Regions from separate parts of the Homo sapiens genome. Here region 1 is linked to region 2. The links are chromatin loops, found by intact Hi-C in ENCODE. Cell type or tissue: IMR-90. All regions are shown on one strand. Each heading gives the region's core, and the rest is flanking DNA. Links, peaks and the distances in the headings are about the cores only.

Region 1 (8,881 bases), core at 492-8,491, 490 kb before region 2:
AATGCCCATTTATGTCTTGAGACTATTCCATTCAAATCTCAAAAAAGACTATTTTTAATCATGTAGTTTTTAAAATTTTTTTTTCATCCCCCTGCCTTTATCATAGGTCTTCTTATGCCTAAGAACTAAAGCAATTTCTTTAAAATGAGCAGAGCAGGTTCTTTCCATGATAGCTGACCCTTCATTATGAAATCGGGGGCTAAGTCAAATTCGGTTTTGTGTTGTCTTCCCTATCACCCACCCCTTCACCCACCAACTTGCATTTATTGAAGCAAAATGTTTCACAATATTTGTGGTGCTATTAGAATGTCCTTCAGTCCAACACCCTTTATCCTCCTCCTAAAGCTCAGCATTTTGCTATTGAATATGTAGATGTATGTAAGGAAGTTCATTGATGTTTTGCTTTCCAGTTACTCTCAAACCTGTAAATATTTTTGAAGCCTTGAATAGATCATTTGTTCATTATTGGTGCCAGTTTTACCTCCAGGGGACATTTAGAAATGCCTGGAGACAGTTTTTGGTTGTCACAATAGCAGAGAGCAGGTACCTAGTCAGTAGGGAAAAGGATGGTGCCAGCCATCCTACAGGACAGCCCCCACAACAAAATTATATGACCCCAAATGTTCAATACTGCCCTTGTTGAGAAATATGGACCTAGATCAACACCACCCATCTTTCAATTCCATCTTATAGATGTTCACCTCCCCCAGAATACCACAGAGATACAGACTTTACAAAACATGCACTTAAACAAGGAGTGGCAGCATCATTCAGCTGATCCAGGTTCCACCCTTACTTTTTCTTGGTGACCTATGCATAGCAAATGGCTTTCATATCATCTAAAGTCTAGGATAATGATAGTGTCTTACTCTCTGGTGGCTGAAGGATTTCTGTGAGGCCTTAGGTTCATTCTCTTGGGAAAAAAAAAAGCCCTTAAGGCAGTAAGAAGACCCCCCAAGGGCACAGTTAGCTATGCCTTCGTCTGTATCCTCTCTTTATATCTCTAACACAAAAGTTTGTTTGTTTGCTTGGTTTTTCTTTTTTAATAATTTAAGGGAGGTGCTTTAGTCTCCTCAGTAAATTATATTGTGTCATAATGCTAGTACCTAACATAATGACAACACATAAAAATTGCTTAATCAATGTTTGTTGAATGAATGACTTTAATTGTTCAGAGTTTCATGTTCAGTTATAGATCATGAATTCCAATTGCCTATAGTCTCCTGTCACCTTCTTCAGATTTACTCTGTATTCTAACTTCTGTTTTACTTTTTCCACTGGTTTTATTTTTGCCCTTGGGGGATATTTTTTTATTCATTAAATTTACTAATTTACTCACATCAATTTACTAATTGTTTCTTACGCTAGGTACTGTTAGCATTGTCAGAAATGTTTAAGGGGTGAGGAAGCAAAGATGAGTAAAGACAATGTACAATTTAATTATAATACAGAGAGTGACTGAATGCTATTAGAATCTATTTATAGAAAGATCAAAATAAAATTTGAGACATAGAGGAAAAGCTTATAGAAGCGATATAACAATCAATGCTCCTGGAAGTGGGATGAGGTTTGAACAGGCATTTTTTTCATCCACTACTCACTCACTCACCTACTCATTAATCCTGTAAGCATATTTTGAGTGCCTGCTCTGTGGCTAAGGACACAAAAATGAATAAGATATTGCTTATACCCTCAATGCATTTATGGTTTAATATTTGAAAAAATTAATGATAAACCTCTTCACAGCAAGCCATCATCTGACAGTAGAGAATCAGAGAAAAACATTGCTTCTAGATCAGATGGGTTTGCCATGAGAATCCTGGTTTCTCCATTGTTTCTGAGCTATACAACCTTGGGCAAATTTAAATTATGTCTCAATGTCCATATTTGTTACATGGGAATAGCAATATCTACCTCACAGAGATTTTACTAGAATTAAAAGAAATAACATGTTAATTATTCAATAAACATTTATAGAGAACCCATTACTTTCCAGATACTAGGTTAAGCACTAGAGGTTAAGCACTGGGGATACAAAAACAAATGACCCTCCACCTGTCTTCCAAGGGACAGTTTGATAAGTGCTTTGGGAGACATCACAGAGCAGGTGTGCTTCACTTGGACGGTGGAAAGGTGATAAAGGACCACTTCCCTGTGGGATAACCACTGAGTTTGATGTTAAAAAACACTGGAAGTTAGACCCAGGAAAAAACTTCACCGCACAGGATGTTCCAGAAGTAAGAACAGCAGGCTTGCTGAGGGGCAGGTAGCTGACTGGAGCCTAGAGAGGAGGGAAGATGTGGAGTAGGGGAGACAGGGGCAGTGGTTACACAAGGGTAGCAAAGACTGAGGCACAAGGCTGGATGTCAGAAGGCTACGTATGCCTTGTTAGACAGTGTGGATCCAACTGGGAGCCACTCTGGAAGAAACAGGCTCAGTAACCACTTAATACATGAGTAAAACAAGTCTACATTCTGGAAGGTTTGGGGGAAGACTCAAGTGAACTGGGCACATTCTGATGTTACTAGCTGAAGCCTTGTACATGAAAGTTTAGGAAATCAATTTGAATAGGTAATATGAGGCAAGACTGTGATAGAATTTGGTGTCTTGGTGGTCTCTTGTCTACAAAATGATTGATTGTTTTAGCACCATGTGTACAATGTCCTAGATGAGGAAAAGACTTGAGGCTTGAATACCAGATATGAGATTGTGACTTAGTTATCAAATTATAGGGTCCAGGTCTAGGGTAGAGCAATCGAAGCATACATGCAGAGTTGGACAGCAGTCTTCTGAGAAGCATCATCAGTATGAGACAGAGAGGGTAGAGCCCACAGCTCTATAAGCTTAAGTAAATGAAAGCATGGTGGTCCCTAGGTTGAAAGGCCGATGTGACTTGAGAGAGAAGATATGAGTTGAGTTTGGCACGTTATGTTTTAGATGCAAGGGGGGCAAAAAAGTGAAACTTCCTATTGAGACCTTAGATATATGGGATGAAATCTTGTGCAGGAAACTGAAGCTGTAGGTACAGATTTGGGAATCCTCACAATAGAGATGATTGTTTAGGGGTATATAAATACTTCTTGATATTCTTTATTTCCATTTTTGAAAGGTTTTCTAATATTAATTAGGAGCTTTAGTCTGATATTCAATTAACAGAGCAGTGCTTTTAAGTACACTTTCCTTTGCTGCAAAGCATCTGTTTAATATGTGCTACTACCTAATATGCCAGGAAGCTCTGGTTCCCCAATAACTCTGTTATGATAAATTGGCACCTTTGGAAGTTATAGGAAGTTTTCCAGCCTCCAAAGTCCTCTCTGAGTATCTGATGTTTTAATTCAGAGGAGTACATTACTGGTTTAATTGTGGTAAGAATTCTTAATAACCAAACCCTGAGTATGGAGGTCTACCTGCTTCTTCTGGAAAAAGGATTGTCTCTGGAAGGGAGAGAGAAGCAAGCTGTGGTTCAGTTTATGTCACCTGTGTCAGTGCGATACCACATGTTTGAGAACCTAATGTGTATCCAGCACTGGCTTAGACACTAAGGATACAGCAAGTTCTTTTTGTTCCAAGTCCAGCAAACAAGCACAAGATGTGTAGAGAAGGGATTACATAGATGTCTGTTCCAAAGGCTGTTAAGCACTAGAAGAAGCAGAGGCTGACCTTGTCCAGGGCAGTAGGATTTTTTAAAATCGCAGTATAATGGCATGTTAACTGAACGCTAAAGTCTAAGTAACATTTACTCTGGAAGTTAAATGAGATAATGTCGGTTGGTTATCATAATAATAATGCACTAGAAAATAAAGTCAATTAATTTGTTTTAAAAAAGCAATGCTCTTATTTGCTTGGAACACTATAAGTACTCAAAAATGAAGAAAAAGAAAAGTAGACATTTGCCAGGTAGTCAGGGAGAAAAAGGAACAATGTATATATTCCAGAGAGAAGGAACAAGGTGTGTGTAACAAAACCAGACAGACAGGAAGAGTAGGCACAGCGTGTATGTTTGTTGGGAGAGCATACTGAAAATATTGGTAAACAAATTATCATATTTGCTTTACAAAATGATCCCTGAGCCTGCAAAAAGGAGCATGGCTTGTGGATAGAGGAAGATCGGATAAAAGGAGACCAGTCAGGAGGCTATAGACCAGGTCTAGATAAGAATGAATGGGGATCTGAACTAAGGTAGGGGATGGAGAAGAGAGGATAGATTTTAGATAGTTCTAGGTGGTAGAATTAATAGAACTTGGTGGCTAATTAAATGTGATAATAAACAGGCAAAGAGGATTCTAGAACACCTCCCTGCAGGAACTCCCGGTAAAGTTTGAGCATGTCATGTCTGACTTAGGGCATGCATATCTGAAACCACCTGTGCTGAATGACAAGCCTGATTTTTCCAGCACCAATGCTCTTCTTGATTGTTTGCTTGACACTTTGGGAAGTAGCATTAACACTCTCAGGTCACTAGGGGGCTAATCATAGCCATTTTCATGATTGCAATTCTGAATTGGAGTTTTCAGAGAATAATCATGGCAGTTCACATAAGGGTCTTTCCTGGAAGAGGCTCTCACTGTCTTTGGACAATGTCATTTGCATTAAGACCATTCCATGAGGCTAGTGTCATAAAAATCATTACTTATATAGCTTTTGCTCTCAAATCTTTAGTCATTCCAGAGGTCTACTGAATACTAAATTATTTGTTCATTCCAGCTGTAAATGTGTTAAGCTGATGGACACAAACTATTCACAAGTGAATGACTAGAAGGATGGATGGATGAGCATAGATAGATAGATAGATAGATAGATAGATAGATAGATAGATAGAAATTAATGACAGCAGTTAGTGCTCTATTTGCATGAACATGTTAACAATTTTAAAGAAAAATTAATTTACAATGATTTAGTAAAACCATAAACCTGCGTTTAAAACCTATATTGGCTAAACGTAAAACACTGTGTTGGACTATTACATACTAGATTCAGCCTTTAGAAGACATAGGTGGAGGGTTATTTATGTTTGTATATCCAGTGCTTAACCTCTAGTGCTTAACCTAGTATCTGAAAGTAATGGGTTCTCTATATATGTTTGTTGAATAATTAACATGTTATTTCATTTAATTCTAGTAACATCTCTGTGAGGTAGATATTGCTATTCCCATGTAACAAATATGGATATTGAGACATAATTTATATTTGCTCAAGGTTGTACAGCTCAGAAGCAGTGGAAAAACCAGCATTCTTATGGCAAACCTGTCTGATCCAGAAGCAATGTTTTTCTCTTACTCTCTACTGTTGTGAAGATGGCTCTTTGAAGGCACTGTCTGATCCTTCTTGAGCTTCTGCACAGTTCCTAGTTGGGAGCTGAGTTACTCTTTCAGATCATAGAGAAGTCTCATTCTTGGCAACCAAACTGTTGTGCTGACCCAGACATTTTATATCTGGAGCTGCCATTTGAGAGTCGCCAGCAGAGGGTTCAAGTTCAGGTAAGCCACAGCCTACCAGTTTTGGGAAATGATAAGGATAATGACATTCCTGACCCCAGCCTTCCAAGATGCTCACCAAGCCCAAATGTGCACCTGTTCAGAGCAAGCCATAATTCCTCACCTCAGACCACGAACCATGTTCAGGTAATCATGAAGATGATTCCCATTGATTCAGTAGGACCCAATTACACTGCAAAAGAGTGAAATTGAGTAGAAGAATGGCATTTGGGGACAGAATTGTTAAGTAACGAAAAAGAAGTAATGGCAATTGACCCTTGAGGTGTCTGATCAGACCCACACAAGACTGCTAGGAAAATAAATTAGTTGTAAGGGATCTATACCTTCTCTGTGAACCCCAGGCCATTAGCATTGTCCTTTCAATTTCTCCAGAAAGTTCTCAGGCTTCATTTAGCTACTGATACTGTAGAAATTTCATTTTTAGGAAGAAAGTCATAAATATAGCAACACCTATACTCTTTTGAAAAGGAAAGATTCCTAGTATCTGGGCAATAAAGTGAGAATTTGATTCATTTATTTAAAAGATCTCTCAGGTACAAATTCAGTCACTTCTAGGGTGGTCTTTTATTTTTTTCCTTTTATGTCTGTAAAAAGAGATATGATCCTCCCACTCCTGCCCATCTCACTGATGTCTTTAGAAAGCTGGAACCAGAGTCTGATTACAGACATTTGTTGCCATGAAGACACAACGGAACGTGGTTAAGGGAGAAGAAAGAGCCTTAACTATGAATTATTTTCCTGTGATGGCTAATTTTTTTTCTCTTATACCTTTCCAAAAAGGTGGCAAGGTGACATCTATTTAGAATGTATTTAATTGCAACTTTCAGAAGACTGAAACAGTAATATCTCACAGAATCCTCAGTCACAATTCAAAATGTTTGGAAAAGCAGAAGATGAAGTGTACTCTCAGCAGAGGGGAAAGAAATTGAAATTTCAAGTAATCTGCCTAGTCTGCTGATTACACTGTGTGACGGAGGATATACCAGCCCTTGATTTTTGTCTCTGATTTCCATTCATCTGAGGTCCTTTCCTTATGATCAGGGACTCTGTGGGTAGCCATGGTACTTAAAATCTAAGGAATAGCAAAGAGAATTTTCTTCTATTATAAAGTGGTGGTGTCAGATGAAGTAATTGGATCCTAATCCCTATTTACAGCAATTCAAAGACAGATTAAAAACCTCACCCAAAGCATCTTCCTAAACCACAGTCAAATGGTGTGTGTATATATACATCACTGTGTACGTGTGTGTGTGTGTGTCTGTGTGTGTGAGAGAGAGAGAGAGGAATGTTTATTCATAAAGAAACACACAATAAAGTCATGAGGATTATAAAAATTGATGACATAGTCATTAGATAAGAATCAACCTTGTTTAATTTTTACATAGAATTACTAAAAATAAGCAGTCAGAATTTTCCATGTATTTCAGTTAGATTTTTTTTTAATTCAGTGGAATTAATTACTGTAATTTGGGAAGAACGAACTTTGTTTTAGTTCAGAAAATGTATTACTCACATAATGGATCCCAGGAGCCATACAGTGTCAAGAATTGTTCAATTGTGTAACAGTGTTATCAAGAAACCTCATTCCTCCTCCCTGCCATCCTTGGAATCAGGCCTCACAGAATCTGCCCCCTGATTGCTTCAAAAAAGATACCAGAAACAAATACAGCTACCGATTTTTCATTGTTCTCATTGAGACAGGGCATCAGAGTGGTAGGGAGAATTGGGGCAAATAAACTTTCCTATAAACCTTTACTTCTTACATTTCAAAAGGTTGTGTAAAACCTGTGATCTTTTCTTCTATAGCATTTCATGAGAATTAAAGGTCTTAAGGTTAAGCAGGACATTGAGGAATCCTCTAGGAAGCCCTCTGAAATAATACAAATACATCATCACTCCAGATAGATTTTAAACATCCCATTTTATGAGGAAGAATTCCGTAATCACCTTATGAGAAGAGAACTCAATAATATAGATTTTTACTGCAGGGACATTTAATTCCCCAAAAGTAAAGGGCATTTATTTAAAACACCAGGTTCCCCAAGATACTAGAGTAACATTTAAAATGGTACCAAAACATTGATGATCCCACTGGGAATTTTTAGCCTGACTACTTTTGCACACAGCCTACATACAGAGCTTTGTCTCGCTTCCGCATCCCTTTGTGATTTGTAATCATGGCTGTCATCTCCTCCAGATGGGAAGCTCCTGTGGCGCAAGGACCATGTTTTTGTTCATCATCATCTCTCTCCCACAGTGCTTTTACATTGCAGGTCCTCAAGGAGTAATTACTGAACACATAATACATAGTACAGATCAGGAATAGTGAATTCAAAGTACTCTGATATAAACAATACGATTCTTTGATGAAGACATGCTACTTCCCCATTTATGCAACAAATATGTTTAGTTAATTTTTCCTGGAAAAGTATGTACATTTTTTTGTGTTATCCACCTGGATTTCACAACATGCTGAGTCTTGTATGGCTATGCTGTCACCTATAAGCTGAGTGACTCTGGGCAAAGCATTGGATCTTGCTGGATTCTTCATCCATTATCAAGTGGGGTTAATATTTCTTCACCAACTTTCCTAGTCAAGTCGTTGGGAAAATCAAATGTGTTCACAGATATTAAAGTGCTTGGAAGTAGTATGAATGAAGGGGCCTCAATATTATTGTTGCTACTGAAGACTCAGAACATGATGAGTCCCTGTCACACTATAGCTTTCAATAATAAATTACCCTGGCAGCTGACCCACAAACTCAAAAGCACCAAGATAGAGCACTGAGACTTGGGCCAACCTAGGGATCCTAAGTCTGTCTAAGGCAAAGCTACATAAAAGGACAGATGGATCTCACCCTAAGCCTTTCCTGGATTGCAGTGATATGTCTTAGGACTCTGATTATCTGATTTCAAAACCAAAGGGACCAGAACTTGGACAACAGCCATACATCTTTGCCAAGTAGCCTTCAGCTGCTGGTGATGCAATGACCTGATACCTCATGCAATCTTTTTGTTTTTTGTAATTTCTGGAGATTTCCAGGGAAGACTGTGAGCCTGCATGTTATGGTAATGGTCCTATCCACTGAAGCATGCAAACAGATAACTCTTTATGATCAATAGACATTCCTATTGCCTTAAAGCCTATTCAAGTATCATTTTTATTGTAAGCTTTCTGATGGAATTTTTAATGTAGCAAAATTCTAATCAGTTTGGAAGTTTCATAAACTGATTCCTCTTACTGTTATATGACAAGACTTCGCAGAACATTCTCTACATATTTTGGTGAATTATTTCTTCCTAGTTTGGCTGGATATTAGAATCCCTGACATACTCTTTTCACAAAGCCAGAAGGAAAAGAAAGATGCTTATTCACAAAGTTACAT
Region 2 (8,881 bases), core at 417-8,416:
ATAGTAAGCTTTAACTATGTGCCATGTAAGAACTCTGTATCTATGTGCATTATCTCATTGAAGCCACAATAACTGTCCAGCATCTAGTAAGAATAAAATCCCAGTGCCTCAGCCATGTCTCTGTCCTGTGTACTAAATCTTTTGAGTTTACCCAGCAATGACCTCTGTTTCCACCGTACTCCCGATCTTGATCTCTCTTTTTTTTTTCAGTGAATTTCACAGATCCATTTATTCATGCCATGAAGTAAGCGATACTTAAACAAGTGTACAGTCTAACACAGCTTACTTAAATTTACAAGCTGACTGATGTTTCATTTCATGTGTACTCCAGGTAAAGCTGGTTAGTGATGACTGTGAGCAGGCACCGGAGATTTCAAAGCTTTACTTCTTTTATTAGCACTCTGGATTTTATAAATGATGAGGCTCATCAGCCCCATTCCTACCCAAATATCCTGGTAAACTTGAGTATAGTAGAGCTTCATGGGGATCCACACATTTTTAATAATACTTTGAAGCATCTATACCTTTTGCCCACACCTGCCTGTACCTTGCCTCGTGCTCTGTGCACAGCAGCGCCATAGCCCAGGGCGTGTCCCCCTCGGCTGTAATTACTTGATGCTTCCATGTCCTCCTGGGCTATAATTACTCCCACTTGTCACAGCATTCTGGGTGATGACTCAGCCAGGTTCAGGCCAGAGCACAGGTGGGTAGCAACTATCCTGGCAACAGCCCACAAAGCCAGCATCCCCTCCAGGCTTGCCCCAAACTTTCTAGAGGGGAATCACCTCTCTCTTGCACCTCTTCCTGTTACTCTCACACCCAGTGTGGGTCTATGTCCACACTTCCTTCTGTAGATCAGGAGCACCAGATTTGTAGTATCTGAACTATGTCAAGCACCCCAGCTTCTCTTTTCTTCCTCCTGCCCCATTGGAATAGCTACTTTCTTAGTGCTTGCTTACCATCCAAAGAGTAAATCTTTTGTGAAAATCATCCCAGTAGTGTTTGTCTTGGTTTGCTAGAAATTTCCTTAGAAAGATATTTAGTTTCCTTCTAAATATGGCTTATTATTACAGTATTATTATTATTACTAAAATGATGATGGTGATGTCAGTTCATCAGCAGGCCTTTAATAATTTTCTTTGAATGCTATTTTTGTCTTCTGGAGGAGCCTACCTGATCAGATGAAAACAGGAAAGGAGTCAAATATCACCATGATCTAGGTGACCAACTTGTCCCAATTTACCCAGGACTTCTCTGGTTTTAGCACCGAAAGTCCTTCATCCTGGGACACTCCCCTATCCAGAACAAACTGGAACAGTTGGGCATTCTACCACCTCTAAAGAAAAGACCACAGTGAACTTAAGATAATCCTAGAATCACCACTGTCATTAACTGAAAAGTCTTTTCTAAGGAGATTTTTCACTCTCTTATTATTACATGTGATATATTTTATATCTATATCTCCAATAGGATCAGAGAGTGAAATATATATATTATAACAGCTATAATAATACACTTATTGAGTGCTTGCTACATTCTAGGCAATAAGTTAATGCAGCAACTCTGTGAAGTCAGTATTTTTAATTCTAATTTTCAGATAAAGAAAGTGAAATTCAGAATAGTTAGCAAGGTCCCACAACTAGACTTAAACCCATGCACTTAATGATTTATGGATTTAATATTTTATTGTAGGTAAAAAGAGAAAGAGCTGCAACAGTTGGATATCTGAGTAAAGCAAAGGTATAGTTCCATTGCCATTTATCTGGACAAAACAAAGATCAAGATACTGACAATTTATTCTATAAGTTACAACCAAAGTAATTATTTTGGTAAGCTTAAGAGGATACTCCCTTCACACAAAGTCCAACCTTAAATCACATCATTTTAAGGGTGAAATACTAGAAGCATTCTATTAAAGTCGGCAAGAAGACATGCTTGCTATCATTGTTATTCAATTATATCCTAGAAGTTTTAGGCTCTAAAATAAAAAGTTTCAAAATGTTAAATAAATAAATATTAGGTGTCAGTATAATTATTACTTGCAAATCATGATTGTTTACCCAGAAAAAACTTTTAAAGTCTGCTGAAAAACAGCTAGAACTAATAAAAGACTACATACATATCCAGAAGAATATGCTTCCAAAATTATTAACCTCTGGAAATTTCCAGTTATTGTAGGAGGATTTTGTTTTCCTTTTTTTCCTCATGAAAATGACATGCTAGGGATTAGAGAGGGGCCAAAATAAATATCCTGAGATGTTTATTACGTATCTCAGTGGTAAACTACATTTGAGCTATTGAGCATCGGGCTCATTGGGGAAAAGAGGCATAAGCATTTAGGGTATCCAATCCTCCGAAGGGTGGCTGGGGAGTTCTGTTGCCTGAACTGGAGGTAGAATTGGCCCTTTTGTGCCCCAGAAACAGGAGACTGTTAGACCCAGAAGAGGTCCTAGGGAAAGAAAATGGTTGCAGCTTTGGGTCTGAAAGATGGTAGACACCTGACCCACCCTAACTCCATAATTGGTCCAGCACCCTGGAGGAGTGGCACGGGGGAAGATGATGCACAGGGGAACTGTATTTAGAGAGATCATGTACTTTATTGACAAACTTGGGACAGTTCTTGAGATTGGAAAAGGACCCTTTTAACAATTATCCCAGGTATAAACTGAGGTGGTCCTGGGTCAACCAGCACACATGCTCACCCTTGTGAATGCACCTGGGGCCAGTGTCAGGGGCTGGGTCATGGCTTGCCTAGGCTGGCTGCCACTCTGCAATGGTTGCTGCCTCTCGTGGCTCAGCTGACATTGTTGGATAAGATTGCTGGTGACCTTAGGAGTGTCAATTTCTATCTTCTGGAGGCATTGTTTTCTGGTTCTTGGGTTGCTACGAGACTTGGAGACTGGGGCTTGGGCTCCATATTGCAGGAAAAACTGTTTATATATACATATATATACGTGTATATACACGTATATATAATTATATATATACGTATATATAATTATATATATACGTATATATAGTTATATATATACACATATACATATATATGTGTATATATACGTATCGTGTATATATACCCACGTATATATACTTATATATGTGCATATATGTATATAAGAAATATATATACGTATATAAGTACATATATATACGTATACATGTATACATATATACGTATATAAGTACGTATATATATACTTATATATACCTATATAAATATGTATATACATATATATACGTATATATATATACTTAAATAATGAGATATACTTATCTTTATTTTTTAACTTTCATCTGAGAACATATTTCAATAATAATAGTACACAACTTCCCCAGGCAACACCAGCCTGTGGGTGCAAATAAGGCCATCTTGTTATGAATTCCTAAGGTTTCCTGGCTTATTTTCCCACACGCCATGTGCCCCTAGTCCCTGAGCCTCATCAGGAGGTGTCACATGTGCTTAACTCACTCCGCAATCTGAGCTACTCCTAACTGCTCCCCCCATCAGCAGCCAGCATCCCTACCACTGTCCTGCAAGCATGGAATCCCCAGGCTGCTGAGGCTGAACATTACTGGAAACTGGTAACTATGAGAACCAGTGGTTTCCTATGGGGAACAGGTGTGGGAAGTAAAACTTACTTTTTAACTGTGTGCTCTGTTGCACCTTTGGAAATTTCATCTCATGCATTTATAGCATACTTTCAGAGATAGTAATAATTAAAAAGAAAAGAAAAGCAGTATGGGTAGCCGTAGAGGAGCCAGCTATGTAGCTCCCTGGTTTTTATGTTATATTCTGATTGAAGAAAACAAACTAAGCAGGGCTGCCTGTGAATTAGTGTGTTCCAGAAACAGCCCTGCCATTTTACTTCTCAGTCCTTTCTCTGCTTAGAACCAAGGCAAGCATTCAGGAGCCAGGGGCCAGGGGACAGAGTCAAATACCAGCAATGCCCCCATAATTCCCACTTCCTTCTGATGGTTAAAGGCTTTGTACCATGATGAGTCAAGCTCACTCTGCCTGGGGTCTCCGCCTTAGACCCTAAAAAAAAAGACTCCAATAGGTTACCGCAAACTCAACACAGTCCCAAGATGAATGAGCCACCAACATGGAACCCAATGAAGGGTTAGCATAGGTCTAAGAGGGGGAAAGTTATTTTTAAAAAAGATAAATGCTCTGAGAAATACCAATTATAACTGAAAATTGTTCATAAAACCCTGTAAAGGGCTCTTGACTAAATCATTAATATGCATAACCAAACTCCTCCTCTCCTGGGCAGGGTAGTTCAGCCACAAGCATGTATTTATGTAATTAGTGTTATGGTTACAGAAGTGGCCCAGGGAAGACTTAGTTCTTTATTAAAAGAGGGGACTTGTGGTCCCTGTGAAACCTCTGAGAGGTTGGGTAGTATCAAGAGCCATGCGCATTTATAAGAGTGCCTGGCACACAGCAAATGGTTAACACATATTAGCTTTTTAAATTATTGTTATAGTTGTTTCTATAAATTCAAGTGACTTAGAATGTCAAACACTAAAATTGGTTTTTTTAAAACTGGAGTTATTTATCTCAGAAGAGTAATGACAATATCTCGAGGCCATATGTCATAATTTTAGCAATAATTACTCTCTCCAGAATGGCAGGATCTGCTGCTTTTGGAAGATTCTCAAACACTATTTATTCAAGAAGAACAATGATTTAGATCATATTATGGGCTTTGCTGTCACCTAGTGGAAATTTGATTATTATAAACAATTCTCAATAACAAACTCATTCTGAGCTACCGAACCCCCAAGTTTCAGTGATTGCCAGCTGGCTTCCATTGGCTTGCATTCTACAGTTAATTATATTACCAAACCTCTGGTGACAGTCCATCTCTCTGTGGATGCACTTATTTTTAAATCCAAGACAGCAAATCCTGTGTGAGCTGCCTCATTAGAAGCCAGCAGTTGCAGAGAACATTCTTGGCAACTTCCAGATCTCCTGGTCACTGGAATATTGCCAGATCCTAAGAGCAGAGGGACAAACAAACAAACAAACAAACACCTCAAAAAAGCTACCTAATCGCAAGTCCCTTTCTAAAGTGTTTTCATATATTGTCCTACTTTATTACATGGAGTACATTTTTTTCATTTTAAAGATGAGGACATTGCTGCTCAGAAAGGATAACACAGTCAGGAAGTCAAGCAAAAAACAAGAAATTAAAGCTGTCTTCCCACTCCAAATTCAGAACTCTACCTAAGTCAATACCCTGCCTACCAGGATCCTGTGGTTGGCTCATCAGAAATATTAGGAAAGAGGCTAACAGTTTGGTTTCTTTTGAGACAGATCAAGACAGAAGACAAGGCCCTAGGGTTCATAGGCCACTGGGTGGGAAGATACATTCTTTCCCTACTCAGGTTAGTTCCACCACTCTACCCCTGATCTCCTGCCCTCTGGTTCCTCTGGGCTCTTGCTAATGTAACTATCCCCCTTTCCAATTCTCTAACCTCCCCCTCTCCATGGGCAAATCCCTTCCAGCTCTAAAGACCAAATCCAAAAATCTGCCTTCATCTATATTTCTCTCCTGCCCTTCCAAATAGGCTTATCCAAATACTCTTATCACATTTCACCTCCACAATTACTTTTTGTTTTTGTTTTTGTTTTTGAGACAGTGTCTAGCTCTGTTGCCCAGGCTGGAATGCAGTGGCACAACCACAGCTCACTGCAACCTCCGCCTCCCAGGCTCAAGAGATTTTCCCACCTCAGCCTCTCAAGTAGCTGGGACTGCAGACACACACCACCACCAGACATGGCTAATTTTTTTGTATTTTTAGTAGAGATGGGGTTTTGCCATGTTGCCCATGCTGGTCTTGAACTCCTGAGCTCAAAGATATCCGCCTGCCTCAGCCTCCCAAAGTGCTGGGATTACAGGCCTCAACCACTGTGCCCGGCCTACACAATTACTTTTTTTTTTTTTTTTAAAGACAGAGTCTTGCTGTGTTGCCCAGGTTGGACTGCAGTGGCACGATCTCAGCTCAGTGCAACTTCCACCTCCTGGGTTCAAGAGATTCTCCTGCCTCAGCCTCCTGAGCTGTAGCTGGGACTACACGTGCCTGCCACGACGCCTGGCTAATTTTTGTATTTTTAGTAGAGACGGGGTTTTACCATGTTGGCGAGGCTTGTCTCAAACTGCTAACCTCAAGTGATCTGCCTACCTCGGCCTCCCAAAGTGGTGGGATTACAGGCATGAGCTACCACACTTGGCCACACGATTACTCTTTAATGCACCCTGGTGTGGTTTCACCCAATCCCACTCCTCAACTCCCTCCCCTATGGAAGTCATTCAGGTTACCAAGGACCACCTACTTGCCAAATCCAGGGGACTTTACAGTTGTCTGCTTTACTCCTTGGGACATTTCAGGCTATGGACCATGGTCTCCATATGAAATGTATCCTTCCACAGCTGCTGAACCATGGCTCCCCTTGGTTCTCCCACCATTCACTCTTAGTCTCCTTTACAGTTGCCACTCTTATTCTCCAAGCTCCCTCCAGGAGAACTCTCAAGGGACTAATATCACCTGATTCCATGTCTTTGGCTGGGACCTCTTCCCTGAGCTCCTATCACATTGGATCTCTCGAGACACATTGGATCTCAAAGACACTGTGTCAAATTGCACCCATCACCTTCACCCAAACCTGCTTCTCCATCAGCTGCCTGTAAGAAGTAACTAAAACTTATCAACAGGAAAATGTAATAGTGACAAAATTAGTGGAAAATCCCTGGGCTTAAAGGGAGGATAATTTTTTTATGCCATTTAGTTGGGGAGAGAGATTCACCTAAAGATTTTCAAATTTGTTTTATCTTTTTATTTTGTAAAAGTTTCACATTTATAGAAATGTTGCTAAATTAGGACAATAAACTGTCATATATCCTTCACCGAGATTTGCCAATTGTTAATACTTTACCACGCTGGCTTTATATCTTTCCACCTATAACTATGTTATTGTTGTTGCTCTTAAAAGATAAATACTAAAGTATTTAGGGCCTAGTGAAAGGGCCTAGAAGTAATGCAACCTGAGCTACAATGAAGACACCTAGCACCTAGATCTTGATGCCTACATATAATTCCCCTTTAAAAATAGCTGATTCAAAAATACAACTGAAGCACATTCACTCCTAATACTTTAGTATTTGTATTTTAAGAACAGGGACATTGTTTTACATGGAGCAATGACTGTTCAAAAAATTTAATGATGATACAATAATACTACTATGGAATATGCAATCTCTGTCCAAATTCTATCAGTTGTCCTAGCAATATCCCTAATAGCAATGTGTTTATTTTTTTTTCTCATCAGACATTCAGTAACGAACCATGCTTTTCATTTAGTTGTAATCATTTTTTAATGACTTTTAATCTAGAATGGCTCCACAGCCTTTCTTTCTTTCTTTATTTCTTTTTTTTTGAGAGGAGTTTCATTCTTGTTGCCCAGGCTGGAGTACAATGGCATGATCTCGGCTCACCACAACCTCAGCCTCCCAGGTTCAAAAGATTCTCCTGCCTCAGCCTCCCAAGTAGCTGGGATTACAGGCATGCGCCACCATGCCCTGCTAATTTTCTATTTTTAGTAGAGACGGGGTTTCTCCATGTTGGCTAGGCTGGTCTCGAACTCCTGACCTTGTAATCTGTCCACCTTGGCCTCCCAAAGTGCTGGGATTACAGGCTTGAGCCACCATGCCTGGCCTTTCTTTTTCTCTTCTGACATTGATATTTTTGAAACATTCAGACCAGTTGCCTTGTGGCTTATCCTTCAATTTGAGATTGACTGGTGGTTTCCTCATAATTAAGTTCAGGTTATACATTTTTGGCAGGAATGTTACATAAGTGATGTTGTATTCTTAGCCTTTCTTATCAGGAATCATAAGATATCAGTTTGTCCCATTGTTGGTGGTCACTTAGCTACAGTGTTATCTGTTATGTAGAAATACTTTTTTCCTCTTGTAGTTAATGAATAATCTGTGAGGAGAAATTTTCATGCTGTGTAAATATACTCATTCCCAACAAACTTTCACGCAATGGTTTTAATATTCCTGGATGATTCTTATCTAAACAAAATATTACTATGATGGGTGCAAAATCGTGATTTTCTGTGTTATTCCTTCCACATTTACTAGTTGATGTTCTATTATAAAGAAAAGCTCTCCTGTTATTCTTATTATTTGTTTTTCTCTTTGTTTAGTATCATTAAGGGCACTGGTGGATTCTTAGGTTTTTTTCCACAGTGTTATAATCCAGTAGTGTCAGGATTCTTTGGGATCTTTTTTTTTTTTTTTTTTTTTTTTTTTTTGAGACGGAGTCTCGCTCTGTTGCCCAGGCTGGAGTGTAGTGGCACGATCTCGGCTCACTACCAGCTCCGCCTCCTGGGTTCACGCCATTCTCCTGCTTCAGACTCCTGAGTTGCTGGGACTAGAGGCACCCGCCACCATGCCCAGCTAATTTTTGTGTTTTTAGTACAGACCAGGTTTCACTGTGTTGGCCAGGCTGGTCTCAAACTCCTGATCTCAGGTGATCTGCCTGCCTCGGCCTCTCAAAGTGTTGGGATTACAGGCGTGAGCCCCTGCGCCCAGCCGTCTTTGTTCTTTTATTTGTTTTGTTTTTGATCATTGATTTGGCTAGAGGTCTCTTTGAGATTCTTCCTCTTTGTAACATCCTTGGGCCTTTTTATTTTTCAAATAATTTCTTTATTTTCTACTACAACAAAATATTCTAGTCTTATCTTGTATTTATGTTGTATTTTAGAATCAGCTATTTTTAAAGGGGAATTATCTTTAGACACCAAGATCTAGGTGCTAGGAGTGCTCATTGTAACTAGAGTAGCATTACTTCTAGGCCCTTTCAGCAGAAA

Evidence for each region. Hi-C counts contacts between places; a loop is a spot of excess contacts. Peaks named below come from ENCODE experiments on the same cell type or tissue, not always from the same donor. Only the 100,000 strongest peaks of a DNase experiment are listed, where the experiment ranks them.
Region 1: a loop joins it to region 2, with 2.5 times the contacts of the local background. A loop is called at or near these places in 2 of 110 quality-filtered maps.

What each region holds. Positions count from the first base shown.
Region 1 is chr11:92,730,784-92,739,664 of GRCh38, forward strand. All of the region lies in intron 4 of FAT3 (FAT atypical cadherin 3), which reads left to right. Among named protein-coding and RNA genes, the nearest start is that of LINC02746, 180 kb to the right of the region's middle. In IMR-90, for the core only: a CTCF peak has its summit at 4,456; no DNase peak of the experiment used is centred there.
Region 2 is chr11:93,221,113-93,229,993 of GRCh38, forward strand. LOC112268080 (ATP synthase subunit ATP5MJ, mitochondrial-like) reads right to left here and starts at 1,428. Exons shown (of 1, transcript XM_024448785.2): 1 at 196-1,428. The coding sequence starts at 518. The coding sequence ends at 342. In IMR-90, for the core only: a CTCF peak has its summit at 4,694 (motif pointing left); no DNase peak of the experiment used is centred there; H3K27me3 peaks cover 160 bases.